Linked DNA regions of Homo sapiens: region 1 is linked to region 2. A link is an interaction called in ENCODE POLR2A ChIA-PET data of the cell type or tissue named here. Cell type or tissue: GM12878. All regions are shown on one strand. Links, peaks and the distances in the headings refer to the core of each region. The heading gives the core; the rest is flanking DNA.

Evidence for each region. Peaks named below come from ENCODE experiments on the same cell type or tissue, not always from the same donor. Only the 100,000 strongest peaks of a DNase experiment are listed, where the experiment ranks them.
Region 1: POLR2A ChIA-PET joins it to region 2 with 11 read pairs; 20 of 35 experiments call an interaction of 5 or more read pairs at or near these places.

The regions. Positions count from the first base shown.
Region 1 is chr1:172,384,349-172,400,923 of GRCh38, forward strand. It overlaps DNM3 (dynamin 3), which reads left to right. Exons shown (of 21, transcript NM_015569.5): 19 at 2,785-3,011; 20 at 4,225-4,461. LOC102724528 (a long non-coding RNA gene) reads right to left here. Exons shown (of 3, transcript XR_001738294.3): 2 at 15,471-15,568; 3 at 9,403-10,062. Among named protein-coding and RNA genes, the nearest start is that of C1orf105, 28 kb to the right of the region's middle. In GM12878, for the core only: no CTCF peak of the experiment used is centred there; DNase peaks (open chromatin) are centred at 6,231, 6,613, 6,866 and 9,923; H3K4me3 peaks cover 1,842 bases; H3K27ac peaks cover 7,774 bases.
Region 2 is chr1:172,335,429-172,352,003 of GRCh38, forward strand. The region is part of intron 17 of DNM3 (dynamin 3); the gene reads left to right. Among named protein-coding and RNA genes, the nearest start is that of C1orf105, 77 kb to the right of the region's middle. RefSeq lists an enhancer at 7,236-7,345. In GM12878, for the core only: no CTCF peak of the experiment used is centred there; DNase peaks (open chromatin) are centred at 3,118, 7,353, 8,147, 9,960 and 1 weaker place; H3K4me3 peaks cover 1,277 bases; H3K27ac peaks cover 8,000 bases.

The DNA.
Region 1 (16,575 bases), core at 5,592-13,591, 51 kb after region 2:
AGTAAAAATCACAGCATTTTTTGGAAGGGGCACTAACTGTGTGCTGGGCATCATGCTAGACAACTTGTATTCATTCCTTCCTTTAATCCTCACAATACTTGAGGTAGCTCTACCCTCATTTCACAGATGAGGAACCTGAGACTCAAACAGTTTACATTATTTGCCCAAGAACAGTAAGTGTTAGAACTAGAACTTAAATCCACAGCCTATGCTCTGAATCCACTGTATTGCACAGTAGGCAAGTTCCAGTGTGTCATAATTGCTGTGGAAGATTCAAGGCACATCTTTGGTCAGAATGCTGAAACAGGCCCTTATTTTGCTTCATGGTTTGACAGTTGATTCTTAATTCAGCTCTGCTTTAAATCTATTCTTGGAAGAATCTTCTTTTAAATTGTATTTAATAGATTCTAAGTGATATTCCAGTAATATGTAAAGTTTCTAAAGAGCTTAACCCAACCAATGGTCAATGCCAGGAAAATTGTCTGGTTTTGAGTTTTGAATTGCACCATGCATCCAACTGCATATACATACCCAACAGTGGGAGATTTGTGCAAATATCCATGATTCCCTGCATACCTGCAAGTACATTTAGAAGTGAATGCGTCTGTAAGGAAGGGAATGAAATATTCCTAAAGCCAAATTTGCTGCCTTCCCTCTAAATCTGACTTTCTTTTCTGATGTTTGAGTTTCTATTCTCCTACTCATCCAAATGTCAATGCTTGAGATGTCTTTGGTTGTTCCTTTCTTCCTTGCCCTTCACATCCCAACAGCACCAAGTTCAGTTCATTATTCCCTTATAATGTCATTGTATGTATCCATTTTTTATACTACTGCGTTATTAAATGAAACATTTACCATCTTATGAACGATCTACAATAGCCTTCTAACAGATTTCTTTATTTTCACTACCACCCTTGCAAAGTCTTTTTCAATGTTAGCCAGATTAATTTTCCTAAAACTCTCTTTTATTGTTTCACTTACTTGCTTAAACGCTTTCGCTGGCCCCTCATTGCCAAGCAAATAAAGTTCAAACACTTTTCCTTGGCATTCAAGGCCTTCGCATCTGCCTCAGGATTCCTGGCCAAACTTACCTTCCACAACTATCGTGCATAAACCTCTACTCCACAGAGGGTTTCCTAAATACATCTTGTGTATTAGATTACTTTCACCTTTGAATCACTCTTGGTTTACAAAATATGTACAGAAAACACTTTATTTCACCACAATAAACCTTTGATTTAGCTGAATTTTTTGATTAGTAGAATTATTTACATGTTTTGATGCCTTTAAAACATAATGAAGCTATGTGTTTTAGGTTCTTGTCATCTCTGAATTACAAATTTAACCATATCCTAGAAATTTGGAGCATCTGACAGCTGTTCTGTTATCTGCCTGATTTTTTAACAATTAAATATATACTTGCGTTTGGCCTTTCTTAAAGATATTCATGAGTCTAGATAAGAGTTAGCTTTCTCATGTAACAGAGAAACTGAAAAATTCAAACGGCTTATTTTTACTAGGCTTAAGTTAATTGCTGCACTACTGTAAAATAATGATACTTAAACAAAAATTTACTTTTTTAAGCACTCAATCACAGTGAGATAATGGGGTAAGGGAATGGGCACCGGACTTCAAGTCAGAAGGTTATGGATTCAACTGAATGCTGTGTGACCTAGCACAAGATACTTAAATTCTTGGAACTTGTTTCTGTATCTATAAAACTGGAATACTAATACATGTTTCTTCAGTGTGTGATAAGAATTGTCATATAACTTATGAAGCCACTTGGTATATACCATACTTCATCGATTCTCACATTCACTTCTTTTTATTTAATATTTCTGAAATGAAGATGCATCTTATACTCAATGGCATCTTGACATCCTGTCAAAGTTTGATTGATGGTATTTTTTTTTTGTCTGAATAGTCAGCACATATGATAGTAGTGTTTCTTAAAATCACTGGTGTCTTAGAGTTGATGAGATACAGTAGCTGGCGTTCCCACTCTCAGTGTTGTGCACCATATTCATCCTCTCCATTTTCATCCTGCAACAAAATGCCCCTCCCCCTGAGACTCCCACATAGTGTTCATACTTTAGTTTGTTTTTATATATTAGCTAACTATGCAACCTCATGTCAGTCCCCATCACTGTTAACTAACTTCTATTGTAAACTTCTGGAAAACAGAGTGCATCTCTTTCACTTGTTTATAAATCAACCTGCATAGTTATATAAGATTCTGTATTTAATAAATATTCACTTACTGGTGCTAATTTCACTTTTGAGACGACACTGAAACTTGGCATCTCAATAATTTTCCAGTGATTTTGGTAAAAGCTAGGGAAAGGACTGCGAATGCCAAGGAATGGAAAACGTGTGATTACATAGGTTTCTTCACATCACTGTTTTCTGTTGAAAATACTGCTTCTTACCTCATAGTACCTTCCCTCTTCTATAAGCCAAACAGCTCCAGACAATATTGTGAAATGCTCACAAAGCCAGCAGGCCCTGTTCTGGTGATGGCTGGGTTTGGCCTTCTTCTACTCATCTCTATCATCCTTCAGTGTGGACAGCCAAAAGACAGAGGGAAACTGTTACTGTCACCAGTACTGGGGATAGAGACAAAACAAAAGTAAACAGACGCTTGGTGCTTCACTTTTCCCAGGGTGGACTTTGGTGGACTTTGGTGGACTTTGTCCAGACTCTGACTGCCACAGCCATGTTTCTACCTCCACTCAGTCACTCATTTATTCCCATTTTTATTTCTCTGTGGTGATCTGACAGGTTAAAGATTTCATAAATTCCGAGCTCCTAGCACAGTTGTATTCTTCAGAGGACCAAAATACCCTGATGGAGGAATCTGCTGAGCAGGCTCAGCGCCGGGATGAGATGCTTCGAATGTATCAAGCACTGAAAGAAGCCCTTGGGATAATTGGGGACATCAGCACAGCCACCGTGTCCACTCCGGCACCCCCTCCAGTGGATGACTCCTGGATACAGCACTCTCGCAGGTAAGAAGATGGCCCCGGCCGGGTGCGGTGGCTCGCTCCTGTAATCCCAGCACTTTGAGAGGCCGAGGCGGGCGGATCACGAGGTCAGGAGATCGAGACCATCCTGGCGAACATAGTGAAACCCTGTCTCTACTAAAAACATAAAAAAAATTAGCCGGGCGTGGTGGCGGGTGCCTGTAGTCCCAGCTACTCGGGAGGCTGAGGCAGGAGAATGGTGTGAACCCGGGAGGCAGAGCTTGCAGTGAGCCGAGATCGTGCACTGCACTCCAGCCTGGGTGACAGAGCAAGACTCCGTCTCAAAAAAAAAAAAGAAGATGGACCCACCCACAACCCCTGAGCCCTGCCACGCTTGTCCAATATCATTTTCTGAGAGTGCTTTCCTAAACCAAGATGGACCTACAGAAAAAGGGGAAAAGATATTTACATTCAGGAGTAAGGATCAGATTATACTAACTCCCTTAAAAATGCAGCACAGTGCATCCTCACAATGGAATGTTATATAGTCACTAAAAAGAACAAGACAGTTCTATTAAGTCCTAAAATGAAAAGATAATCCAGTTAACGGGAAGCTTTAAAAAAAAGGGAGGTTGTATGCCAGGCGCGGTGGCTCACGCCTGTATTCCCAGCACTTTGGGAGGCCGAGGCAAGCGGATCACCTAAGGTCAGGAGTTTGAGACCAGGCTGGCCAACATAGTGAAACCCTGTCCCTACTAAAAATACAAAAATTAGCTGGGGGTGGTGGCGCACACCTGTGATCCCAGCTACTCGGGAGGCTGAGGCAGGAGAATCGCTTGAATTCAGGAGTCAGAGGTTGCAGTGAGCCGAGATCACGCCACTGCACTCCAGCCTGGGTGACAGAGCGAGACTCCGCCTCAAAGAAAAAAAAAAGGAGGTTGTAGAAGACTGTGTTCTATGGTATACAGAAAAGCAATTTATATATAGAGAGAGAAAATATATACTTATACAAATGTAGAATACAGTTAAAAAGGATGCACAAGAAACTTCTATAGTTGTTTCAACAGAGTGAAGGGGTAGGGAGAGGAAAACTTACTTTTCTCCATTTACCCTTTTATCCCTTTGACTTTCATGACATGAATTGGACTTATTCAGTCAAAAAATAATTTTTAAAAAGCAGGAAGTTACAAAACATTTTTAGAGATTAATTCAGACAGAAAGGAGGAGTGAGCAAACTATGATTTCTCTTTTTCCTCAGGTCACCTCCTCCAAGCCCCACAACCCAAAGGAGGCCAACACTAAGTGCTCCCCTCGCAAGGCCCACATCCGGCCGAGGACCAGCTCCTGCCATTCCCTCTCCTGGCCCCCACTCTGGGGCTCCTCCAGTCCCATTCCGTCCAGGCCCATTACCTCCTTTCCCCAGCAGCAGTGACTCCTTCGGAGCCCCTCCACAAGTTCCATCTAGGCCTACGAGGGCCCCGCCCAGTGTCCCAAGGTAAGGCATGGAGCAGAAATTGGGGGGGTAGTGCGCCTTGGTTCTCTTCTCATAGAATGACAGACAAAATTTATTTGAAAGAGAAAATTGCAAAGATCTTATCGTACGTGTTTGCAGTTTTCACAATGAACAGAGACTATAGGAAAATTGCCAACCCTGTTATGCCATTTAAAAATCACTTGTGATCATTGAAATTTCTCATTTATCAATTGGCACAGACTAAATAGGACTAAAGAACACTCCGTCCCAATGAATGACATTTTGGCAGCTATTGGGAGAATTTGAGGGCTTTGAAACAAAAGAGCTATGGAGGATTGTAGCAAGCTGTGTGTTCTATAGGTCATGAGAGTTCCATGGACTAAAGTCTTGCCTTCTCCATTATCAAAAGAATTCTTGAAAACCACTGACTTAGAGAATTTTATCCATCTGCCTTCTGAACTGTGATCCTTATACTCAATTTTACCAATTTTCATATAGGCTGAATAAATCTGGCTGATTGATCTGCAATTGTTTTTTTAAAAACTACACATAGAAATTTTAATATAGGCATGATTGTTGTATACAGTCACTAATCATATATAAGATAGATCATTGTACATCTGAATAATACGTGTTGACAATTATAAGTGGATTTTCAGGCTTAATTGTGAAACAATATAGCTAATAAATAATGGACCTAGAAACACACATAGTTGGAGCTGTAGTCTCACCTTCATATACTTACAGTCAAAATATACACAATGAATAGAATCAGAGATTTTTAAGGTATAAAGTACTAAGGTTTTTTTCCCCCTCAAAATCAGAAATATAAAGAGGAAAGAAAATTAGCCCATATATAAAGTTAATTTTTAAAAAATTCAATTCAGAGAATTAAAATATTTATATACTCCATGAAGGAATATCTGACTGTATATGAACCATAAAAACAGATGTGACTTCTACCCATCCCTGAAGCCTGAGCCACCTTGCCAACTGATTATGGCACTTACGTTTTATTTTAATCTTCAAGTTGTTAAGCGTAATGAAGAGAAGAGAAGAAGGGGGATCTTAAGCTAGTACACAGAGGGTGGTACAGCAAGAATAGGCAGGAGATTTGCAGTCAGAAGACCTGGGTTACTGAAGGTCTTGGGCAACTCATTTAACTCTGAGACGGGAGTTCTTTATCTATGAAACAGGGAGAACTCAATAAGGTTGTTCCCCAGATCATATGACATGAGGTATTTGAAAGAGTTTGATACACTGTAAAGACTACAGTTGTTACCACTGTTATCATTTTGGTCCTAAGCAAAGAGGATATATACACACTCTCAATCCAATTTTTTTTCTCTAAATTCAATAGACTTGGCTTATAAATTATTTGGAATGGTGCTAAATTTCTAGTAATAGCAGTACTAGCAATAGCCAACATTTATTGTGCCCTCAATATTACTAGGCATTGCCCTAAGAACTTTGTATATACATTTTTGTTTAAAGCTCACAACAAATAGGTTGTTATCCACATTTTACAGATGAGGCAGTGAGGTTAAACAGCTTGCCCAAGGCTGCTCAGCCAGTCCCTAGTGGAGCTGGACTTTAATCCCATGCAGTCTGCTTCCAAAGCCATTTCCTGACCATGACCCCAGGGTTTTTCAGCCTCATCAGTACTGACGTTTTTGTTGTGGAGGGCTGTCCTGTGTATTGTAAGATGTTTAGCAGCATCCCTCCCCTCTACCCTCTAGATTTCAGTTGCAGTCCCCAGTTGTGACCACTAAAAATATCTGTAGACACTCCCAATGTCCCTTAGGGGAGTAAAATTCCTCTCCACGTGAGAACCACTGCACTGTAGTATTCAAAAGAATTCCCTTCCATGTAAAACCATGAATTTCCGCATTGAGCCTTGCTACAAGCAAGATCCAATTTATTATTTTAGAAAACCTCAAATTGACTAGGAAAGTGTCTGCCATTGTACCAGGAAGGTATTGAGGCCATTGGAAGAGGAAGAGTTGAGAGTGGGAAGGCTGGAGTGCCATGCAGGAGCTACTTTTGTCTGTCTAGCTGTGAGAAAAAACCAGAGCAAACTGGTGGTGCCTGTCCTGGGGAATGAACATGCATGTTCTGCCTGCTTGCTTGACTGCTTTACCTGTGGGTTTCAGATGAGCTAGCTTGCCAGTACCCTTCAGAAAAATCAACTTTTGAATGCTAAGCTGACTTGTTAAGCAGGGTGGAGTTGCCGTTAGTATTTTCCAGCTCGCACGAACAAGGCAGCCGGATGAGAATGAGTAGCCCGAGCTGGATGGCCGGCACATGGGCAGCAGGGCTTAATGAGACTACATTAGGGAATTTATAGGATGACAGTTGCCTTATTTGAAATTTCTAGAATACTCTCAAGTTAGAACCAGACTTTACTTGATCTGGCCATGCAAAGAGTCCCAAATTTAAAACAGAAATGAAAGTACAGGGTAAAAGAGGAAAGTTTGTTGTTTTGTGCTGAGCCTTCAAGTTTCTGTGCTGGTTCAGCGCTTTGGGAGGGAAATCCCGGGGAAGGGGGCTGGGGGAGGGGTGGTCACCTGAGAGAGGGCAAGAAAGACTCTGTCAGGATCCCCATGCCTGTTAAATCCAGCTTTAGATGGAGAGTTCTGACCACATAAAGTCTGTTTTTAATAAAAGCCAGAGCAGGAATCCTACCAAATACAAGCCAGAAATGGGGTTTAAGATTTCAAAAAAAGAAAGGAAGAGAGAACGAGAGAAAGAAAGAAATTGAGAGAAGCGCTTGTTGAAACTTCACCTTATTCTGTTTGTTTAATATATTCTATTTCCCCTCTGTGCTTTGCCTCCATTTTCTCTATCAAAAACTTAGAAAGTTGAAATGCCATTATCCATCATCTCTGGGAAAACAACCCTTTGTTTTCAGAGAAGGAAGTTTGATTTTTTTTTTCAAGTTTTTTACTTTCTTAAGGGTCCTTTCTCCTCTTGTATCTGAAACCAGAAACCTATAACATGACAAGACAGCACAAAAGGTGTCCCGCCAGCTCCCTGTTGGGCTTTAATATTACAAAGGCAATAACTGAACTTTTAGAGACAAGAGATTCTGCCATTCAGCATGGGCTTGTGCATAGTTTTCTTCTGGATAATTCACGACTTCATTAGCAAGTTATGATCTTGACTTTTAAGAGCATATATACTTTTATGTTAACGCCATTCAAAGGTAATCAAAGCACACTTGCAATTGTACAGAAACCATGAGTGTTCTGCTTTTAAAAAATATATATTATTGTATCTTTCCATTCCAATATAAAAGGAGAGGAAGGAGAGAGGTGGTGGAGTCATTTTTGGCCCAGCTTTTCTCAGCTGCTCAAGCTGTTCTGGTTTATGTGCATGGAGCCTTTCAGTTAGGGAGCTGGAAATATTGCAAACTACATGCCTGTTTTAATTAATTCCACTTGAACTAGAGAAGCATCTCTATCCCAAAGAGATTCACTAGTATGTATGCTTCTGTCATTGGTAACTTGAGTATACACAAATCAGTGATTTGTGGAACATTTTCTATTGCCAGAATATCTGGATTGTCACCTCCCCTCTCACCTCCACTCAACTTCTCTGAAGGGGCTAAATGCTGTTTGAAAATCCAATCCAGTGTGTATTTATTTACTTAACAAGATGATCTTAAACAGACATCACCACCTCTTTAGGGTTCCTATTCTCTTAATTGAAGATCCTGATCTTCATCAGACATTAACTTTAGAGCTGATGTAACTATTTTCAGATATAGCTTCTTAAAATTAGTTAATTGGGAATCACAGTCTTTGACATTAACGGAACAAATTCACTGAATCCGAGTGTGTTTTTCCTGGCAATAATGAACTCTGGCATTATTTCACTCATTTGTCTTCTTCCCTTTCCTTGGACTAAGCTATTTTGCAATAGTCAAAAGGGGATAAGGGTGGGAGGAAGGGTCTCCAACCAAGCAAGAAGAAACTTTTTTTTTTAACCTCATCACTCAATATTCAAGTACTTTTTTTGACCACCCTTGTTCACCAAGTATGATGGTTTCTCTTTAAAAAGACAAAACTGAATCATTCGAAAGGATTTGGGTTTTACTCCAGCTCATCAAAATGACATAAACACAATATGGAAACCAAGAAATGCTCCCTTGAAGGAGTCTCTGGTGAGCCCCTTAGTGAAGCTGATGTCCCACCCTGCAAGGGCAGTCCCAGAGTAGCATCAAGATTATTCCAGAGTGTCTCACTCATGCCCATCCCATGACTTAGGTGGCTTCCTTGACTTATGTGGCACACTTTAAGAGTTTCATTGTAATCCCACATTTTCAGTAATTTATTACAAATCGACCATGCCAAAAGATTTATTAATCCTTCTACATAGGCAATCAATGCATGCATATTCTTTTCTTTACAAAGACAAAAGCCATTTAATCCTCCTTATAATTTAGTTTAATTCTGTTTCAAATGTTTGACCTTGATGGCCTGCAGTGCTCTATCTCTTTTATGTATTTTACATATTGTTATAACTGACAATTAATATAAAGTCCCTTTCACTTAGGGATACGATCTCCTTGTTTCGGTTTTGTAGCCAGTCCCCCAAATTTTGCATGAGGACAAATTCACGATTCTTATGAGTGTGTCTTTGAATCCCTTACGTCAAGGTTTGGTGCCATGAAGGATGAAGCTGCTGAGCCCTGAAGTCGTGGGCTAAGGGTACACGGACAATTAAGCAACTTAAGTGACTAGCCTGTGTCTGATTCCCCTGCAGTCATGTACTGAAAACCTCCTGACTTACTGTCTTTTCAACAGCCCTCTAAAAGTCTGACTTCTTTTAGCAGCTGAATGTCATTTGGACAAATGAGGAACTCATCTTGTGACCTCTGATGTCAGCCAGGAGCTTTCTATTTTTCTCACCATCCTCCCCCTTTAAAAAACAAATACATAAATTTATCATTGGGCATTGTGATTTTTCATGGAACAGTTTTTATTTTTAGCAACTGGCTTTCAAAGCAAGGAAAGATGTTTTTTTAAGCATAATTACTAAGAATAGAAACAACTTTGAGGTGTTCTTTTTGATTCTTAATATTTAAGGTGTCTCATGACATTTGAAGTCTCTAAATGTCATTAATCATTTGTTGCAGGTTTAATATGAGTTGTCATGATGCTTAATATACTTTAATGAAAATAGAATTTTGGCCACATGCTGTTCATTAAAGAAAATATCCAATTTAATATAAGTCCCTCAATTAAAAATCCCATCAAAAGCCTTGTTCCAATTTCACCATGATTCTGGCTATAACACAATTATTTCATTGGAGTGAATCAATGGTTAATGTCAAAGTTTTTAATTCTTCAAGTCTTGGTTTCAATCTGGTTTAAGTGAAAGTAAAATTAGTTTGGTGGTTTCCTTCTTGAGTCTTGCAAACTTGAGTCTACCTTACACAAACATCTCCATCCTGCCACGGTTCGGATGACTGGCAGTCTGTTTAGGCGAGGCCCAGAAACAGAAAGCAAGTCTTGTGAAAGTCAGAATCTGGGAGCTTTGCAGATGCGTCAAGGTAGCCTTCAGATTGCCTCTCTGTTTTCAATGTGTCCCCTATCTCACTCTTCCAAACATCCTATGCTGTAAGAGGGTAAAAGGAAAAGGAAAATAAGAAAGGATCTACATAAGGCAAAGTACAAGTAACATAAATGCAGACAGCAGCAGTAAATATAACAATATGCTGCTGTTAGCCCAGTGGTAACTGGCATTAAGCTAACCAAACACAACTGCTTCCACATCCCATGACAAATAATAGCAAATAGCTCTGTCATTGTTCTCTTTGGGGCTCTAAATTGTTGAAGCTTCAGCCATTGCAGGGAAAGCCTTCCTGAGTTTCAGGGGACCAAGCCCTGCCCTGAGTTTCACCTGACTGATAGAGGAAAACAGCCAAGACAGGAGTCTGGCAGAGAAGCCACTGGCCAGTGAAAAATGCACAGTAGAGGATTATTATTCTTCCTGCAACCAGTCAGTAGCAAATTGTCACCAGTTGGAATCTGCTGAATATTCCTATATACAAGTTAATGTTAGCTCAAAGAAAGGGGGGTTTAAAAAAAAAAGTTTTGCCCAGTGTAAGCAGATACAGATTTGTAGATGACACACAAGCTAGTACTTCTATTTCATCACTGCACTTCGTTGTTTCCCTCACTTGTAAGAAAAGAATGATTTTTACAGGGAAACCTTCACATTCAGACAGTTCTTGTTATTTCTTGTTTTAACGACGTCAACGATTCATGGCATGACATTGCTCATAGCTCTTTCACCTCTAAATTTTATCCAAGCAACAAATTAGAAGAAAGGACTGCTGGGGAACTTCTTCCTTCTTTCTGTGAAAGATCAGAAGCAATTTTTTTTTTTTTTTTTTTGAGGCGGAGTCTCTATCACCCAGGCTGGAGTGCAGTGGCGTGGTCTCGGCTCACTGCAACCCCTGCCTCCTGGCTTCAAGCGATTCTCCTGCCTCAGCCTCCTGAGTAGCTGGGATTACAGGCGTGCACCACCACATCCAGCTAATTTTTGTATTTTGAGTAGAGATAGGGTTTCACCATGTTGCCCAGGTTGGTCTCAAACTCCTGACCTCAGGTGATCCACCCACCACAGCCTCCCAGAGTGCTGGGATTACAGCCATGAGCCACCACACCAGGCCTAGAAGCAAAATTTAAATAACGTTTACTAGAGTTGCTTTAGCCAATAAGAGCCAGGAAATTAAAAATGAAAATGTAAATGCTTCATCTTTCACTCAGAAACATGCCTTAAATGCCTACCTCCAGCAATGTAAGAAAAACATTGAGGATTTAGCTGAGAGTTTGATGGCTTTTGCTTGCCTGTCATAACTTCATTGCTGCTCAAAGGGAGAATTTTAAAACACTCGACATTGAAATCCTTTAGCTTACCATTGCCAATGTATTGTAAGTGTTGTCGGGGGGAACCCCTGAATCTAAACATATATTTACACCCTTAAGTTGCCAAATTAAATCCATCTGGCTTACCAAATGCTGTCGCCAAAAGACTGTTACACTGTTGGTGTGGCCAGTATTTTAAATGTGGGGGATGGGAGGGCAGTGTTGAAAGGCACTAGATTTGATGATAGAATTTACATGTGCATTGATGCCACATTAAGTATTTACATCAAGTTTAGATCCCATGGCAACTCTGACCAAGAAAGAATTCCTACACAAGGCAAGAAGTCTAAAGCCGCTAGGTATTTGCGCCGTCTCCTCATGGCACTTTTTGCCCTGTGACTGCTTTTCAGGCATCACAGCCACGCAATAGGCAAAACCACAAATAGCAAACACTCTAATTTCTTGAATTATTTTTTAACTATTCCCATAAGCACTAGGAAATGCCCACTCCTGTTTTCTGGTCGAAGTTATCAGCTCATGTGAATCATAGAAAGAATAAATTCTACCCAAGGACCTGAAAATATGTTAAGTCAAAATGGCAAGTAGCAAAATTCGCAGTCACTCATAATCCATAGCAAGGTAGGGTCTTCCTAACTTCAGTTGCTTAGAGACATGTAAAATTCCAAATGTTCATAAAATCAACTTTTTCTCCTATTGGGAATTAATTTAAACATTAGAAAACAGGAAAAGGTATAAGCACTCTTCTTAAATGTGCAAGTTGATATGAAATTTAGAAATAAGCCCCATTCCTTCCCTGCTTCTTTGGTAGAAGGGCTAATGGACTAACTAAGAGAGAGAATAAGCTAAAAGTCTGGATAGCCACAACTAAATACACCACCACAGGAGAATCCCTCAGCTTCTATGGTAATTTTGAAACTAAGAGAAAATAAGACAGCATGAGAAGGCATTATGCTGCTTTAAATATGACTTGGGAATGGTCTTATTTTACAATCAAATATACCACTTGCTTCCATCATGTAAATATTACCAGTATTTAGTTTCAGATTTTCATGAGGTAACATTATCTAAATTTACTGTTCGTCTGTATATTTAAATATATAACATTCATTTGCAGTATTTCATTTATCTCAAAAGATTAGTATATATCTCATCTAGAATGAGACCTCTTATGAGAATAGGAGATGAGAAAGACTTTTAAAGGCATTTCGCAGTCCAGAGAGTCTGCAATGAAATTATTCCACTCAGGAATGGGTATTTATGTAAGATACATTCTGTACCATGTGTATTTTTTTAAGTTTATATTAGCATTATTCTCAAAGCCAATTTTAAGAGTGAATGAAATTGTTCCCTTAAGTAAATCTACCCTTAAGTAGTATCATGCTCAAGGGCCTACACCAGAAAGTCTGCCCCACTGCTCTCGCTATAATACCATTCACTGAGGAAAAGCTGTAAGAACTGAGGAAAATGTCTACTTACTTCTTAAAACAACGAGAATTGCTTTTTGCTTCTCAGTAGTGTTGGAAACTATTTTAATAACTAAAATAATAAAACTTCATGTGAGGCAAATTCCACCTTAATTATTGCCCTTTGGGGTGGAAAAATTAAGGAAACATTAGTAAATGTGTTAAACAGAAAAACCACTGCAGTAATTTCCCGCCAAATACCTGGGTCTAAAGTCAAAATAAAATCTGTGCTCTGCGTATGATTTGTATGAAAGCAGACTTATAGTTTTAGCTCTAACAATAGTACCACTTAGGACTAAGATGAATGGACCAGAAAAACCCCTGTGACTCATCAGTAGACTGTGATTAGCTTACTTAAGTGTTCTACAGTTCAGTTCGGGAATCTTTAATGAAGGATATTGATATAATTGCTTGATTCATTTTAATATTTCAAACACTCTAAATTACTCCATCACTATCTTAATAATTAATGCATGAAAACTCATACTTACATTGAAAATTCATTTTAAAGCACAATATCTTTGAATAAACCCATTGAAATAGTGTTTCTGGTGTTTGCTTAAAACTTTGGTGTATAACTGATTACATCTTATAGATTTCATTTTTTTTTTCCTGGTATTTTCCTCTTCTAACTTAGGACCTTTTTGCCATATGTGGCTATTTGATGTATATTGTTCAGTCACGATCTTCTAGGTGACTGAAAAACGCATGGAGTTACTCATGCCAATAATTATTGCTACTGAATTGTTCCAAAGTCTCCCTTCCTGCAGAAAAATAAGTTTCAGTAAAATATTCTAGAGGATTACAAGTTATCTTTGCAGTTCATAAATACTTTCATAGGCTCCATTGATATTCACAGTTTTCAGTTAGAATGTTATTTTTATTGCAAAGTTTGCATTTATATTTCTTTTCTGTGGATTGCTTACCACTTATTAAAATTAAAATGCATTTTAAGGTGAAACATTATGTACCTAGAATACTGAAGGTAGCACTGACCATTGTCTTTAGCTCAGAAAGCAATGTTGAATTGGAAAAGCAAGATTTGAGAATATTCCTCTTTACTGCATTGTCATTGCACTCTAGTCCTTCTGATTTCCCTTGTTTCTCAGATGATCCCTACGCCCAATTATACAGAACAGTCTTCCTCTAGTTACTTATATCAAACACTTGCCTGCTAGCTGTGTTTGGCAGGCCAGCAGGATGAGGTAATAATCAGAAGAAAATGTTCTGGTTTATTGGCCTCATCCACGTACAACATTATTCAAAATAGTTCTCTGTGGGTGAGAACAGAGTTGCTTTGAGATCCCCTGGTCTAATGTTCTGTAGTAGTGAGGAGGAACAAAACTGTAAACTTTTTTGATCTCTTCTAGAATAATGGTAAGGTAAATGATATCTGCTTGGCCCATCCTTTCAGTAATGTTTACAGGCAGTTAGATGTATGTGAAAATGAGAGCCTTTCATTTATAAACATTTTGGCTTTACTCTTTCCAAGTCCAGCCATCTTCTTACGTACAGCCTCCATGGTCAGTACAGCAGTGTTTTCCTAAAAGCATATTTTGTGAACAATTTCTCCAGGATGATGGTAGTTTTTGTAAGACAGATGCCTAAAAGACATATGGTTTTCATAGATTTTCCGTCTAGACTAGCTTTATTTAGTGACTTTTGGTCTGAATTGGTCTAGTTAAAGTTTCTGTAGGAGCTTGTATAAAAATTTAAAATGTGGGTGTACCATTAAGGTGTAAAACAAAAGTTTGACTTCTTGTTGGCAAGAGATTAAAACGGATTGGTTGAAAATTTCCTTCATGTTAAGTAATTCTGATCATCTTATATGCCTACTCATCCATTCCACCCCTACAACACTGTCCAAAATGGAAAGGCTTACCCTAAAAATCCCATAACTGTTAAATTCATATACTCCTCACTGTTCCTGAGTAAATTCTTTGTGTTCCAGTTTATGTGTGTATGTTAGAAAGCCCTAATTCTTTCTGCAGACTCTTTACATGGCCCAGGGGACATATTATTCTTTACCCTTTTAGCACCAATTTTTACAAACACAGCATTTCTCTCATTTAAAAAAAGCGTCTGACAAGCCGCTGAGTAGAAGCGACTGAACCTTTAGGAGTTTCATAGTGCCTTCAACCAACAATGAAAATTCTGTTTTTCAAGGCGTTTCAAATTCTTGAGCCAGTGTCAAAGACTCATTTAGAAACAATATGACATGTTCAGAGGAAAAGAATTACATCTAGTCTTGCCCAGAAATCATCCTTTTGCTCCCTCTTTTGTAAGAGCTAATACTGCAGACCAGTCCCATCTTAACTGCATCAGAAAGAGGAGGCTCGTGGAAGGGAGGAAATGTGGGCCGTTCTGTCTCCACGAGTGTCATTGCTTGGCTTCCTTGGCTTCTCACGAAGCATTTAATTGGACTTAGTCACATATTTGTTCACTGACATGGCAGCCTGCAAAGCACAATGCCTCTCTGTTTTTCTCTGTTTGCTTTAAAAAATTTTGTTTTTAAAATTTGAGCTCTAAAGCATGTTAGAGCTCCTCCTGCTGGATTTAAAAAAAAATAACTGGGACGATTAATAAATGGTAATTCTTTTTCTTCATATTTACCACCTGGGCTAATAGAAGTGACAGAAGCCTATCATGTGGTGCACTTAAAACTGACCTTTTAATTCATCAGGTATGAAGGTCAGGCAGAAAGAAAATGTTGGTGCTACACAACTCATCTCTCAGTCTTCAAATTCCTCATGCTCTTTTTTTTTGCTGTTGTTAAAAAAAAAAAAAGGAAAAGGAAAGGTTATTTTTCTGTGAGTATTTCTAGTTACATAGTTACCCCAAGTCACATCCCCATGCTTGAAAGGTTCTTGCTCCCTCTCAGAAAGGGACAAAAAGTCTTTTCTATCTTCCCAAAGCAGAAATGAATTGTGCAGTCATACAGAGATTCGAAGTGTTGCCTTTTTCCTCCCTATCCTTTCTTCTTTTTCCTTCTTCCTCCTGATTTCCTCCTCCTTCTCAGAAGCGGACACTTGCCTCGCCCAGTAGCTAGTTCTCAGCACCTCCTTTCTGCCTCCTCCTTCCCCTAAATGGTGGCAGTTGGCCTCTCCCTCTCCTGGTGCCTGAAGTGGGAGTGACGAGAAGGGTCAGAAAAAGGTTTACCCCATTCACCATCAGTGGGAGTAGGTTTCTACAGCACATAAGTTTCTGGAGGTCTCTTTAGGAATAAGAGAGAAAGGAGGGGGGATAGAAGGGAGATAGGAAGAAAGGAGGGAAGGAGGGAAGGGGCAGGAAAGGAGGGAAGGAGGGAAGGGGCAGGACAGGAGAAAAGGAGGAAAGGAAGGAGCAAAGGAAAAAAAATCACTTGTAAATCTCTGTAAAACCACTTCCTTTCTCTGCATGCTTTCTCACACTGTATCCCTCTTGCCTTCTGCTTCTCTGCGTTTCTTTTAGCTCTTTCCTCCCCCAAGTTTATAATCTCAATGATATAGTACAAAGGCCAAAATACTTAAAAGTTAATCTCGGAAAGTAATGCTTTTTAGAAATCATATTTTAATACAACTAAAAATCCTTCATGTTACCTGTTTCATGACTTTATTAGGACTTGGGACAAAACAAGTCATTTGGTATTTGTGATAAAGAATAAGACAACCCTTGATTTCTCAAACTTCAGTACTTTCTGGCTTTCTTTCCTTTGCACATACCTTTCCTATTCCTGGAATGCTAGTCCCCTTAACTTTCCGTACTTTCTGGAAGTCCTTCCAACCTCCTAGCCT
Region 2 (16,575 bases), core at 3,070-11,069:
TATAGAAGTATAAAAAAGCATAAAATGTATAATATTATTTATAGAATACAAGACACATGCTTTCATATGTTCATTGCAGCATTATTCACAAATAGAAAGAAGATATGGAATCAACCTAGGTGCCTATCAATGGCATACCACATTTTCTTTGTCCATATATGCCATGGAATACCATGTGGCCATAAAAAAGAGTGACATCATGTCCTTTGCAGCAACATGGATGCAGCTGGAGGCTATCATCCTAATCAAATTAACACAGAAACAGAAAACCAAATACCACATGTTCTCACTTATAAGTGGGAGCTAAACACTGAGTACACATGGATATACAGAAGACAACAGTAGACACTGGGGACTACTGGATAGGGGAGGGAAAGAGGGGACGTGGACTGAAAAATTACTTTTTGGGTACTATGCTCAGTACCTGGGTGACAGGATCATTTGGACCCCAAACCTCAGCATCACATAATATACTCATGTAACAAACCTGCACGTTTACCCCCTGAATCCAAAATAAAAGTTGAAGTCAAAAAGTCAAAAAAAGAAGGGAAAGAGAATACAAATATCACATCTGAGAGTGGTAAACATCCACATTTTAGCTTGAATTTAGCAATGTCTAAAGACATATTTGATTGTCACAGCCGGGTTGGGGGTGCTACTATCTAGTGGGTATAGGCCAGAGATGCTGCTAAACACCCTATAAGGCACAGGACAGCCCCCCACACAAAGAATGATCCGTCTAAAATGTCAGTAGTACTGCTGTTGAGAATCTCCATTTTAGAGAGAAAGAGCATGAAGCTTAGCAAAGTTAGCAAACTGGCCAAAGGTCACACATCTAATAAGTGAACGCATCAGGATTTGATTAAACCCAGGGTTAAGTCTAGCGTTAATGCACTTTCTAATGTTTATACTCAATTTCAACCTAATTTATTATTGTATACAAATTTAGAATAAACATCTTTATGCATAATTTCTCATCTACATTTCTGATTATTTCCTTAGGGTAGATTTATAGAAGAGAAAAGTGTCACAGGAAATACACAATTAAAGGTTTTCTATAATTATAATTTATATATATAAATTTTATAATTTATATATTACATTTTTAAAAATTATTACTACAAATTATAAAGTTTTGATTCATGTCATCAGTTTACTTTCCTTAAATCTAGAGCTGGTTCACATTCCTGATATCTTACCTAATCACAGCCTACAATGTTTTCTTTTACCTTCTTATTTAATCCTTGGCAGTTTGATCGTGTCTTTACCTTTAAAAAAAAAAAAAAAAGTCCCTCCTCTCAGATAGTCTTCTTTAACTGCAACTGCACACCTATTGACTCTAATTAGAGGGATAAGGGAATGCAGAGTTTTAAAGTGCCAGTCAGAGCTCAAATCCCAGCTCTGCTGCTAACTAGTTGGGTGACTTTGTGCAAGTGACTCTGATCCTCTCTCCTCATTCATTAAATGGAGCTTGATGACAATCTACCTCACGAGGACTAAATGAGTTAATATTTGTGAAATATGTAGAATAGTGCAAGGAACAAACTTAATTCTCAAAATGTATTGGCTATCTTCCAATGTATCGGCTATCATTATTTTTTGTACTTGCATGATGTTTTCATCTTTGTCAAAGTGCCTTCTGTGATTCTGGAACCAATAGTTTTTCTGACTCCCAATGTTATCCTCATTCTCCAAATATCACCCCTTTTCCAAGCTTACCATTTACCAAGGACTTTACTATTTAATAAGGCCCTGATAGGCATCATTAGGGCTACCTATTGCTGAGTTATTTATGGCCTGGCTTTTACATTCAGAATTTGTTTGTGGCCTGGCATCTTATTCCAGTCTTCCCTAAACACTGTATTTTCATATACCCTACTACTAAACCAGTTCCACAGAGATTACAGATTACACATCTCAGTCGTTCTCTGCTGTTATATTTTCTTAGATGAACATTCTCTATAGCAGTGCTTCCCAAAGTATGCTCAGACTATTTAAAAAGAAGAGAAGAAGATTCCATTATCCAAAACATTTAAGTTACATTGTGTTCTGCATCTCCCTTCTGGTGATACACAAAGTATATTAGCATTTTAAAGTATTTGAGAAAAACAGGGATAAAGAAACATGTAAAAGTTTTTAACACCGTAATTCCTGAATTTATTTGATCAAATAACACACTTTTTAAGAAAATCACACCTGTCACCATCTTGTAGAATAGTATCAATGTTCAGTTGGGAACACTGTTGAAGAATAGGGAAGAGACCATGAGTGTCCACTAGCTCAAGTTTTCTCAAAGTGGGCCATCTGCCTTGCATCAGACATAGCCAAGTTGCTAATTAAAAATGCAAACTCCTGGGCTAATCCCAAGTCTTCTGAATTGGAATATCTGGGAATATGGCTTGGGAGTATTCATTTTATTTTATTTTATTTTATTTTATTTTTATTTTATTTTATTTTATTTTATTTTATTTTATTTTATTTTATTTTATTTTATTTTATTATTTTGAGACAGAGTCTGGCTTTTGTCCCCTAGGCTGGAGTGCAATGGTGCAATCTTGGCTCACTGCAACCTCCACCTCCCAGGTTCAAGCGATTCTCATGCCTCAGCCTCCCAAGTAGCTGGGACCACAGGCGCCCGCCACCAAGCCCGGCTGATTTTTGTATTTTTAGTAGAGACGGGGTTTCATCATGTTGGCCAGGCTGGTCTCGAACTCCTGACCTGGTGATCCACCTGCCTCAGCCTCCCAAAGTGCTGGGATTACAGGCGTGAGCCACTGCACCCCGCCTGGGAGTATTCATTTTAAACAAACTGCCAGAGTAATTTTGATAACCTCTAAAGTTTTGAAATTACTGTGCTAGGTACTAACAGCAGCCAGAGTGTAAATTACAAAAGCTATGACTATTTTCCTTCCGTTACCATTGAGGAGAATTTTTAAACCCATAGCCTTTGATTTTACTGTGAAGCACATTGATGTAATAGTGAGAATCATGCCCTAAGTCTGGGTTTACCAGAAATTCAGCTTTCGAATCACATCCTTCCCAAGTCCCTGTCAGCTGTGAGCAATAGCAAATCATTTTTCCAGTAGCTTAGGAGCCTGTGAATGGATTCTGTTCACAGCTTTAACACTGATGGTGGGGAGTCATTCCATTTCCTCATTGAAAACGACTGTTGGCAATCCCCAGGCTGGAAGGATGATATAGAGAAGCCTAGTGCATTTCTCTGTGGCACAGGATCAGAGCAGCCACAGCCCACCAGGTGCGCCCTGAGAGCTCATATTAACTCACTCTTTTCTGTATATTTGTTTGTTCAAAGAAGTCATTACCATATCTCTTTGTACTTTTCTGCTAAGTAGCTCTGAAAACTTTCAGGGAGTTTTTCAGATGAACCTAAGTGTATAATCAATCCTTCATTATGGTTTTAAATCCAGAATGAAAGTGCATCTGAACTTGACACACGTAAATAGTAGAAAGTTTGTTTGTGCAGGTGTATAGTTTTAGTTTTCTTTCTTTTAACATTCTTGCTTTTTAGAATTATTCTACTAAATAATATTAACTTGTTCAAAGGTGTATTCACAGTTTCTCTTGATCATGATGTTCATTGACATTTGGTTTTCTAAATAAAAAAGAAAGTTTGATTACTATTGAAGAAAAGTTGGGGGGAACATCTCACTGTGAAATATTTGGTCGTATTTTGATATGTTAAGTTGTTGCTTTTCAATGTGTAAAAAGCTTTTCCTCTTGGGATTATTTTACAGTCTACCTCTAACTAAATTTCATTCCTGACTTCTCAGTGTATTGAATGCTTGCATCTGCCACACTTGGGGGAAGGAAGCACCATGAAAATGCTGTTCTTGAAAATTTTTACCCAACTTCAAACTGTGTTACCTTTTTATTTCTGTTTATTTTCTCACCAATATGTTTCTAGAACATTCACATTAGCTCATATCACCTTAGCAACCTCATCTCTGTCAAACACCTTTGCCCTTGCCCTGGCCTCATTATCAGCATTAGCCAGTCAGTCACCTGTTTGGGAACCAAGGGCTCCTCAAAATCGTGCAGTTTGAAATAGATTTTGTCATGCTATGCTTACGGGCCAAAGCACCCAGAGGTGTAACAAACACTTGGTGTTTAGCTATATTTTAGGGCAACAGATTCCGAATCTTCCCCCAGCTTGGGGATTCAGTGTGTCTGCCTAGATCTTCCTGAGTCACCTCCCAGTTGATATGTGAAAGAAGCCTACAAGCCCACCGTCTTTCATATATCCTCCCTGCTTGTCCTGCCTGTTGGAGTTTGATGTCATTTATTGCTTCTCTCACCTCACATCAGTTCTGTTCAACAATTTTTTATTGAGCACCTGCTAGGTGCTAAGAATAAAAGATTACTAAGTCAGTCATGATTTCTGTTCTTAAGGAGCTCACTATAGAACAGAAGTTTACAATAGAGGGTGATAGAAAGGTGTGCTCAGGGTTCACTGGGTCATAATGCATGACACCTGATTTGTGAGGTCAGGTGTGGTGGGACATATGCCTGGACAATAGGCAAGGAGTCCAATCACTAAAGATAGTATACTTCATCCAGTGCCATCAAGAAGCTATGAAAGGTCAGAGTGGTGTTTTAGATTGTGCAATCTAGCAGCTGTATGAAGAATGGATTTAGTGGGAGCCAGAAGTAGTACTAGTTAAGGAGAGCCAAGGAGAGTCATAGTATTTAAGGAGAGAGGTGGCAAGGACCTGAACCAAGGAGAGTTTTAAGGAATAGATGATGATGCAAATGAAAACTGTGCCCCTTCCCAATCTTTTGGGTTAGATTCCTTCTGGGAATTTAGGATGTAATCAGAATCAGATGTAGGTCAACATATTCCCTTGTATTATAAATGTAGGTTGACAGCCTCTACTCCATGGAAGCAGCACCGCTCTGTCCCCATTGCTGGTCTCAGTTTCTGTTTCCATAGGAGAAGCACTACTTGGTCCGCATAGCTGGTCCTAACTTCAGTTTCTGTCTCCCATACTGGTCCCCTGCCTAGCTCCCACTGGTCTGCTTTACAAGATCACCATTGAGGTTTATGCTGACCATTCTTAGGAGCTTTTCCTGATGGGTCACTGACAAACATGGTGCATTCACTATGAACTTTACGATCTTCATGACACAAAGTGAAGAATAAATTAGAATAAATTGTGTTAAGCACATTTCATTGATTCATGGAGTAGAATTTCCCTTCACTAAATCAATGCAATGAGACATTTCAGTTGGGGAAGGGGGAAGCAGAGACTATGGTGTTTTCTAGATAGACTATGGGGTTTTCAGAATTATGTCATCTGCAAACAGGGACAGTATGACTTCCTCTTCCTATTTGGATATCTTTTATTTCTTTCTCTTGCCTGATAGCTCTGGCCAAGACTTCCAATACTGTGTTGAATAGGAGTTGGGAGAGAGGGCATTCTTGTCTTCTGCTGGTTTTCAGGGAAGTGCTTCCAGCTTTTGTCCATTCAGTATGTTGTTGACTGTGGGTTGGTCAGAGATGGCTCTTATTATTGAAATATGTGCCATCAATGCCTAGTAAACCCCATAGTCTCTGCCCAAAAGCTCCTTGAGCTGATAAGCAACTTCAGCAAAGTTTCAGGATACAAAATCAACATACAAAAATCAGTATTCCCACACCAACAACATCCAAGCCAAGAGCCAAATCAGGAAATCAATCCCATTCACAGCTGCCACAAAAAGAATAAAATACCTAGGAATACAACTAACCAGGGAGGTGAAAGATCTCTACAATGAGAATTACAAAACACTGCTAAAAGGAATCAGAGATGACACAAGAAAATGGAAGCAAATTCCATACTTATGGATAGGAATAATCAATATCATTAAAATGGCCATACTGCCTAAAGCAATTTGTAGACTCAATGCTATTCCTATTAAACTACCAGTAGTATTCTTCACAGAATTGGAAAAATCTAGTATAAAATTCAGATAAACCAAAAATGATCCTGAATAGCCAAGGCCATCCTAAGCAAAAAGAATAAAGCTGGATGCATCATGTTACCCAACTTCAAGCTATACTGCAGGGCTACAGTCATCAAAACGGCATTGTACTGGTACAAAAACAGACGTATAGACTAATGGAACAGAATAGAGAGCCCAGAAATAATGCTGCACACCTTCAGCCATCTAATTTTCAACAAAGCTGATAAAAGCATTGGGGAAAGGACTCCCTATTCCCTAACTGGACCTAGGATAACTGGCTAGCTATATGCAGAAGATTGAAATTGGGCCCCTTCTTTCACCATAAACGAAAATTAACTCAAGATGGATTAAAGACCTAAATGTAAAATCTATAAGTATAAAAACCCTGGAAGATAACTTAGGCGATACCATTCTGGACATAGGAATTTGCAAATATTTCCTGACGAAGACGCCAAAAGCAATTGCAATAAAACCAAACCAGTGTCTATAAGGAACTTCTTAAACAAATTTACAAGCAAAAACCAAACAATCCCATTAAAAAGTACACAAAGGACACACACAGACACTTCTCAAAAGAAGATACATCCAGCCAATAAGCATATGAAAAAATGTTCAACATCACTAATCATTAGAGAAGAGAAATTCAAATCAAAACCAAAATGAGATAGCATCTCATACCAGTCAGTATGGCTACTATTAAAAAAATAAAAAAATAGCAGATGGTGGCGAGGTTGCAGAGAAAAGGGAATGTTCATACACTGATGGTGGGAATGTAAATTAGTTCAACCATTGTGGAAAGCAGTGTGGCGTTTCCTCAAAGAATAAAAACAGAATTACAATTTGACCCAGCAATTCCATTATTGGTTACAGGCCCAAAGGAATATAAATTGTTCTACCATAAGGACACATGCATGCATATGTTCCTTGCAGCACTATTCATGATAGCAAAGATATGGAATTAACCTAAATGCTCATCAGTGGTAGACTAGATAAAGAAAATGTAGTATATATACACCATAAAATACTCTGCGGCCATTAAAAAGAACAAGATTATGTCCTTTGCAGCAACATGGATGAAGCTAGAGACCATTATCGTTAGCAAATGAACACAGGAACAGAAAACCAAATATTACATGTTTTCATTTATAAGTGAGAGTCAAATAATGAGAACAAGTGACCCAAGGAGAGAAACAACAGACACTGGGGCCTATTTGAGGGTGGAGAGTGGGAGGAGAGAAAGGATCAGAAAAATACCTATTGTTGGTACACCAAACCCCCATGACATGAGCTTACCTATGTAACAAACTTGCATGTGTACCCCTGAACCTAAAATAAAAGTTAAAGGGAAAAAAAAGTAAACATGTTGTAGAAGTCACAATCTATGACAGTCTTGTTCTTTGCCTTCTCCATTGCTTCTTAGTAATCTGTAAAGCTATTGTTTCTGATATGAGTCAGTTTCTTTGTCCTTCCCTTTTACATTTCCTCTTTTTTTCTTACCTTTTTTGAGGGATCCTAAGAGAGCGTTTTAGAATGGGGAATTCTTAAAGAAACCTGCAAAATATATTTTCTCCATTATGTTAAACTCCATAGCAATAAACTTGGTTTAATGCGGTCAGTTTTATCACAGATCAGGCCTCCCTAAGGCGAAGGAGCTAAGCCAGTAATTTGGGAAGGCTTTGAAGCCACATGTGCATGTATACATTAACCTCTAAGACTAACCATAATTTCAATTAACATAAAATAATCTAAAGACATGCTGATTAGACACCGTGTGGCTTTAACAAAGCATTCTGGGCAGGGGGTTGGGGAATAGAGAAGCTTTAACTATTCCTAGCACCAGCAAGCAGGGCTTTCTTTAATCATTTATAACATATTTTCTCAACCTTTTTTTCTTGCGATGTTCTTAGAGACTAAAAACAACAAAATTCCAAAAGCTTTTACTAATTAAAAAGAGAGGAACTGAAACTGTTATAGATTATGTCAGTGAAATCCACTTTAAAAAAAAAAAGTAAAATTCCAGCTGTCCTTTAAAGTATATGATTTACACCATATTCCAGTAAATTGATGCAGGCCGATAACTTTTCATTCATTTCTCTTGTGTGTCTTGTGGGGCATACTTAGAGCAGTCAGTTCTCCTAGGGACAAAGCAGGAAGACTAACTCGAGCCCATGTTGCTTTTTATGATATGTGGTTTTGAGTTTCAGAGGAGTCGAGTGCAGTGTGAATCATAGAAGCAGCCAGCTGAAAAATCCTCAACCCTATAACAAAAAGCAGATTTTTTCCCATATTTCTTCCAAGTTTTTATTTCACATGCAAGTCTGAGATACAAAATATTCTGTAAAATTTTAAGGAAGCCACAGTAGTTCTTACTGTTTGGGGATTTCCCGGAGAGAATAATCGTGTTCAGAATGGTCCTTTTTTTTGCCAAAAGGTTTATTATGTGAACTGAACGGCTCAACCAAACAGATAACACCATCTCCATTTTATTTTTACATGTTATTTACTGGGGTTTCCCTGAAGAAAGCTTAAGAATTCTTTCCCCATGAGTCACTGACCAAGTAATTGTTTTTTTAAAATATAAACTTTCCTTCAGCTGGTCAATTTGGAACGCAGTCTTCTCATCTTCTGTTCACTTCAGGGCTGCTTTGCCTTCATCTGTAAATGATCACGTCTACAGCCAAATTGAGCAGCTCGAATGTAGCCAATTTCTTTCCATTGAGCACTCAAGTTTGAAAAATCAACAGCCCGGCCAGGCAAGATTCAGAGGACTTCATCCTCTGAAAGTGACTTACATAATTATATTTTCATTGCGTTGGCAAAAAATGCCTCTCATTGGTTTAATTTCTGCTGGAATTAATGGGATGAGGAATTGCAACCATATTTTGCCAAGAATTGTGAGTGGTTGCTCTGCCCAGGTTATGTTACCCTTTTACTGTTGTGAGTGGGTTAGAAGGTATTGTCTTCTATTCTCGTCTTCTTATTGAACTAGAGGCTGTAATTATTTCCCTTGGTAGTGGCTGAACTTTCTCTTTAAATATTGACACCTTCACAAATGTGTTAAAACAAGCGTTAAAGTTGGCTTTTTCCCCACGAAAATGGCCCTATAATTGCAATCTTCTATTCTGAAGGAGAAATGTTGTTTTACAGAATATTTCTGAACCCCTTCCCACCCACTTTCCCAGTGGCTATAAGAAGCCTGCTGTTGCCAACTGAGTGGTCTAGAGTCCCTGCTAATTACCTCCTTCCACAGCTTTTGATTTGGAGCCGAACTGATGGCGCCAGCGGCTGAACCACAGTCAGATCTACAGGCCTCTGATTTGCCAAATGGAATCTATGCAGTTTGTTTCCTTTCTCACAGTGTTTTATGATGAGACTCAGCTCAAACTCGAAATAGACGAGGAATCACTTCAAAATATTAATGGTTGATTTGAATTTTGAAGAAAAATAGCCATCAGAATTCTATATTCCATTACCAACATACATGTATATGTGTACATGTGCTCACAAAAAAAATCACAAAATGTGTTTTTCTAAAGAAGCATTCTATTAATTGTATTCCATTAAGCATACTAGTACCAAAAGCTTTCAGAATACTTCATATTTTATAGCCTTATAAAAGTTTTATTCTATCTGTTGATCATTAATATGTAGGGTCTCATGTCCACATCAGATGTGCCTAGAGTTTTTCTCTAAACTGGCATTCTTTTAAAATATAGCTTGGAAAAGAAAACATAATTATAATCATAGAGGGAATAAGAATTGTCTTTCTCGAAAGTTCAGAGGCATTAGCCTGAAACCCTAACAGTTAGTTGAGAGTTTCTGTTTCTCATTTCATAGAAAGGAATTAAACAAAAAGCTTTAGTTTCATCACAGTTAAAAATATTTAGTTCTCAAAACATATTTTCTCAGCTGTGTCTTGCTTTCTTATTTGAGGTTTCTTCAGAAAGGGAAACTGATTATATTAGAGACAATAATGTTGGAAGACAAAACAGTTCTCAGCCAAGTGAGAATGAAGGGCTTCCTAAGTGAACTACTCCCTTCTCTCCTTATTAATTTGGCTCCAAAGTCAAGCACATCAAAATGGAAAGTAGTTCTCATTCTTTTTATTGATGTGAAGTCAAAAATTCTGCATAATTTTAAAGAGCAGATAATCTAAATCACACATACATATACATACATACACATATGCACACACACTGTTATCCATTAGAACAAGTCTTCTTTATCAAATACCTGACTTTTAAGTGTATTTGTGCCACTTGATTTACTTATTCATTATATAGACATTTAGTTAGCACCTTCCATGTGTCCAGCATCATGCTTGATTCTGGGCATGAAATAGTCCCTGTTCCCAGGGTTCCCAGTTTAGGGGGAGACTGATAAGAAAATAATTTCATATCACCTTGTAACATAACTGCTATCATCGTTATGTTAGGAGGTGGAGATGAGAGGTACCTAAATTACATTTTCCTAACAAGCAAAGATGTAGATTAGCAGCCGGGCGGATCACGAGGTCAGGAAATCGAGACCGTCCTGGCTAACGCAGTGAAACCCAGTCTCTACTAAAAATACAAAAAAATTAGCCGGGCGTGCTTGTGGGCGTGGTTGTAGTCCCAGTTACTCAGGAGGCTGAGGCAGGAGAATGGCGTGAACCTGGGAGGCGGAGCTTGCAGTGAGCCGAGATCGTGCCACTGCATTCCAGCCTGGGCGACAGAGCGAGACTCCGTCTCAAAAAAAAAAAAAAAAAAAAGAAAGAAAGAAAAAGATGTAGATTAGCAAATGCTTTGAAGAGAAAGTGACTTTTGAATGGTCACTTCAAAAGTAAGAATCAGGAAGAAAGCTATGGAAAAGAGAATGCATCCCAGACAGAGTAACAGTATAAGTAAAAATTCAGAGAAATGAGAGTTTATTGGCGTAACTGAAGGTCCATAGCTATGGCTGCATGAAGTGCATGTGAAGGTGTACAGTGAAGACTGAGGGGCCAGGGAGGTAGACAGAGAGCAAATCGTGCTGGGCCTTGTATGCCAAGGGCTGGAAGACTTTATCTGAAGAGCACTGTGGAATCAGTGAAGACATTTAAACATGGGATCATCTTTATATTTTAGTAAGAGTGTTATACTAGGAGTGAGTAAGTATATTAGGATGTAGGACTGACGACTAAGATACTGTTGCAATAGGTAATAAATGTTGAAATTGGGATAGACAGACTTCTGTTTTAAACAGAAGGACAAATCAGACACCCTCATGGACATATACACATATTTATAGTTTAAATGATGAAGAAAATAGATCAAATTTGTATTAAATGCACTACCAAAATGAATTAAAAGGAAAGAATCCATAGAAGCCAGAAAATGACACGAAAGCAGGAAACTAAAGCACTGGTTTCCATCCTGAGGATTTCACCCAAATTTTTGAGATCTTGTGCCTCCATCATGGTGGCCAAATAATGCCTGGCAAACAGGTGTAAAGCTTAGTACATTCCAAGTTCCAAAGACTCCTAACAGGAGCCTGTCACACAGGCTGGGACTGGAAAAAACTGTATCCTGGTCTAAGAATATACTAAAAATAAAACCAATGTCCAGAAGAATGCAGCCAGGAAATTATATTGTATTGACCTTGGCACTAAATAAAAGGGGAGTGATGGGTGGTGATCTGCCTTTAAACTGCATAGCCACAAGTTTGCCCCCATTTGAATGTAAGGTCTGAATTCACACTACATGTGTGTTTGAGCATCTCAAACCTCAAGTACAGAATTTAATTTTCCTGGGTTAGTACCACCCTCAGAGGAACTAGCAGAAGCCCCCCCCGCCAAAAAAAATTATTTCCTCTCTGTAAAAATGCAAATTCGACCCAGGCCTTAACTCCCCAAGATAGAGTTCTAAGGAAAATGAATAGCTTACAAAGAACAAAGGAAGGAAGGACATAGGAAATAAACCACTACTGAGAATAGGAGAAACAACAGGCTGTGAAATCAGACCTTCAGAGATGAGATATTTACAATTTTGGAGTTACTAGGTACAGAAATAAAAAGTTGTTTAATATGTTTAGAAATAAAGAGGCTTTAAGTATGAGAAGAAAAGATCAAGCAGATTGGGGGAATGACTTCTAGAAATAAAATATAATCACTGCAATGAAAAATTCAATTAAAAGTGTCAAGGAATCAGATTAGATATAGCTGAACAGAGAATTAGTAAACTGGAAAATCTGTAGTGATATGAATACACTGACCAGAATAAAGTCCAAGCCAGAATAAAATCCGAAAGAAAAGGATTGAGATCACAGATTGTGTTAGATGAGTTCTAACATGTTCTAATCAAAGTTCTAGAAGGAAATAGTAGAATGGGGAAACACAGTATTCAAAGACGACTAACAGAACGTTCATAACAGCACTGTTTGTAATAGTGAAAAACCTGGAAATAATCTAAATGGCCATTAGTGGAAGGGCAAATTAGTAAATTGTAGTATATTTACACATTGGAGTATTATATAGCATCCCAAACAAGTGAACTCCAGTACATTCAATGGTATGCATGAATTGGCAATATAGGTAAAAGAAAATTATATATAATATATTCTTTTTTATGAAACTAAAAATAACTGATAAAAATAACTCTTTAAGACTAAATATAGATGCAATAAAACCATAATAAAAGGAAAGTAAGGGAATGATAATTATTCTCACTGATAGTTACTTTGAGTGGGAGAGGCAGGGGGCTGAGTTGGCAGATGGTATTACATGATACTGTATGAACAGATGCAGACGAAAGTGTGCCATGAACCAAGGATTATAGTTAATCCAATTCCGTATACTAAAAGTACATTGAGGAGGTAGGAGGAGAGAGAGAGGTTGAGAATTTTCTAAAATTGTTGAAGTCTAACAATTCTTAGAATCAGGAAATAAAACAATTCTCAAATAGGATTTTTAAGAAATGATACATAATAAGTAACAACAAGACACATCATAGTGAAACTACAGAACACCAAAGAAAAAAAGATCCTAAAAGAAGCCAGAAAGCTAGGTCACCTACAAAGGAGTGGAATTAGACGGACTGCTGATTAGTTTAACCTGTACAATATCGTTCAACAGATGAGTGGTAGAGCCAGGATTCAGATCCATATCTTCTGATTCCTATGCCTATGTTCCTTCTAATACTCCACCAAAATTTTTCACACATTTATGTACAGAGTATTTTGTGTACTGAAATAAATGTAAACCAAAAAAGTAATGGAAAGAAGAAACCCAATAAAAAGAAAAGTTAGTGTTACCTAACATATGAAAAATTTGGTAAAATTTACATGTATTTAGGTACAAAAGAGACAAGGGAATTAGCATTTGTTAAATTCCTAAATATGTGCCAGGAATAGTTCTGGTGCTTTAAAAAAAATCTCATTCAGTTATCATAACAAATATTTCTGAGCTAGAGTTCTTATTTCCATTTTGTGGTGGAAAAGACTAAGGCTTGGAGAGATTACATGATTTACCCAATTTCAAAAGTTAGTAAATGGTAAATTCAAATTCTGAAAAGGTGCAGCCAGTCCCACCTGACCCATCGTCTTCCCAGTAGCATTGTCAGTAAACGAATAATGTAATTTATATTACCTAAGGTGTCCTAAACAGAGCACCTTCTCTGGCAACCTTCTGAGACCACCACCCCCAGTGTCAGGGGTTATTGCCCTCAGAGACATGTCCAGGAATATTAGTTTTTCCTTTGCACTTCTCTAGGCTTCTTTCCCACTTGGATGCTCTACAGATTCCTACACCACATTTGCTCATCCATTTAAAGTGCTATATACTGACTATTTTCTAATGGTTTTAGGGTTTTGAATCCTTGCTATTACACTTACTCGAAAAATTACTAAATCCATTTGCACCTCAACTTCCTCATGTGTAAACTGGGATAATAACACACCTTTTGAGGATTCTCGAAATGATTAGCTGAGAAAATGAAATCCATAAAGCTATTAGTTCAGTCGCTGGCACTTGAAAGTTTTCAGTAAGTGACTACTGCTGCCATTATTAGATCCTTTGCAGGTACAGAGACAGCTTTTATAGTCAGAGGGAATTCATTTTGTCTCCTAGTTTGCCTAAGAATAAGTGATCCATCTTTATTTATTCTACTGATTGTGATCTGACATAGTCTTGGACCTAGTTATTATTAATTTTAGCATATGTTAATAAGAAAATAATTATAAAATATCCTGTTCTGAATTTCATTTCAAGATAATGTGAATATAGCAATACATGATCAAATATCTATTTTCTAAATTGAGATTTTAAAAATTCCCAAACTTCATCCCCTGAGTTGAATTCACTAGAATGAAATAAATGAAGACAATGTTCACTAAGCTTCTAAAGAATCCACATGTTAATTGGATCAGTTTGCCCAAAGACTATTTTTGCCTTTAGGATTTATTATTCTGAATTAAGTCATTATATGGTTGAGTGATTATGTAAAAAATCATATTATTTATACAATGATATGTGAAGAGGATTACTATAATGCAAGAGGTTAAAAACATAGAAGCACCAAGCCCTCATGTATATAGAAAACTCATGCTAAGGCCAGAAGAAGCAGAAGGAGAGTCAGAAGAAATATACCAAAGTGGTAAACATGTATGCTGTGCTATGTGTGCCCACATAATACATAGGAAATGCTAAATTGGTATCGATTTCTGAAAATAAAAATGCCTGTTCTTTTTTCAAATTATGCAATCCTGATAAGCCTACTAGGCATATACATATATATCCTTTTAACTAATCACGTTATCATTTTTTTCCAACAAAGAATATAATAAATGAAAGTCACCTTCTGGGTGATTAGTGGCAGTTGACTTGGAGTTTCAGCCCTTCCTCAGGACTTTTTGGCATAGTAATAACATTGCAAAGTTGCTCACATTTTTCATACCCTTCCATTTTATCTTGTGTGTGTGTGTGTGTGTGTGTGTGTGTTTGTGTGTCTTGTATGTGGAATATTCTTACAGCTAGTGACTTAATATGCTGATGAACACAGAGAGCTGGATTTTTTTTGCAAACCAATATTTTTGTGCCATTTGATTATTTAGGTGATATTCAGCCTTTTCAAAGATTACTTAACTGTCGTGGTATCACTACAGAGGAAGAAAGGAAATTCTGTAGTTAGTTTAGGAGAAAACGTAACGTAAAACAATTCTTCAAGGAACCTAGCAATGCAATAAAGTATCTAGATAATCTTTTAGAATATCAGAGCCTGGGGTATGCTAATGAAATCATGGGAGAAGAAAAAAGCTCCAGTTCTCACTCACATTAAAAGTGCTCTCTTTTACACAAGACACAATTCATAAAATCTTTTTATATCAGCAGGGAACTCATCTATCTGTATATACATGGAGGCAGGCAGCTGTTAACAGCATAGCATGACACTGCTGAACAGTTCAGGATGCAGGATAAGGAATATCATTCTATCATTCCCAACTGAAACAACATCAGAAAATGTAGACAGGCTAAATAGAATTATCCAAAATGGAGCCTGTCTGAAATTCCAAGTCTCCCAGAGACAAAAGTACTATTCACCTCTTCTTCCTTTCTATGGCTGAAATTCATTTGCATCCACTGACATCCTTTAAATTATTACCCTCCTGGGAAAGTCTGCAACCCTTGTAGAACACTTATAAACATTCAGTTGTTTCTGATCAGACCTGTGTTGTTTGTAGTTCTCCTGACTCATATTTTAGTATCTTAGGAAGGAAAATTTAGTGCCACAAATGTTTACCATCTATATTCTCTTGGTTTCTGAGACTTCCCATGGCAATTAAAAAAATTTAGATATTACACCTTTTGCTTCAAAGGTCATAATTCCAGAAGTATGACTCTTATCTGACCTTTTAGAATGATAAATCTAAGAAATTTTTGTGTTCCAGAGAATGAATACACAAAATGGGAACTAGTGAGTTCCAAAGCTTCTGCTATAGAATAATTGATGGTTTTCTCCAAATATTTGTTAAAATTTTAATATAATAAATACTAGGATTTTTTAAAGTAAACTTTTTTAGCAATAAGAATTTAGCACTTCCAAAGCAGCCACATGGTCTGTTGCCCAGGACTCCCTTAAAAATTGCTTTGCTGAGGCTGTTCAACATCTGTCAGCATTTTCTGCATAAACCATTGGCTCAAAAAAATTCTTCAGGCTGAAACTTGATATATCAGGTCTCAGCTTAGCAGTTTTTATGTGTTTTCAGGAAAATAAGTTTGGATGTTTTCAAGTTAGTGCTAGAGGAGAAACACATTCTAATACACCATTTCAAGACACCCTTTTATTTTATACATGGGTGAAAGGAAAACAGACTTCTACCCAACTAAAATGGACAGAAAATATCTAAACAATTGTTGTGAAGTTTTCTTCACACTGTATTGCTAAACAGGATGTCTTTATTGGAGCTATGTGACTACATTCTTCATAGAATGGCATATGGAACTCTGCCCAGCTTTAATGCCAGAGGTCAGAATGTGCCCACCTCCTGGCAGCTGAGGATGAATGGCTTAAGTGACAAATTCCGATCCGTCAGCTTCCCAGATCATTGAACAGCCAAAGGAGACTAATACAATAAACAACAGTTTGCCAAAAGGCATCA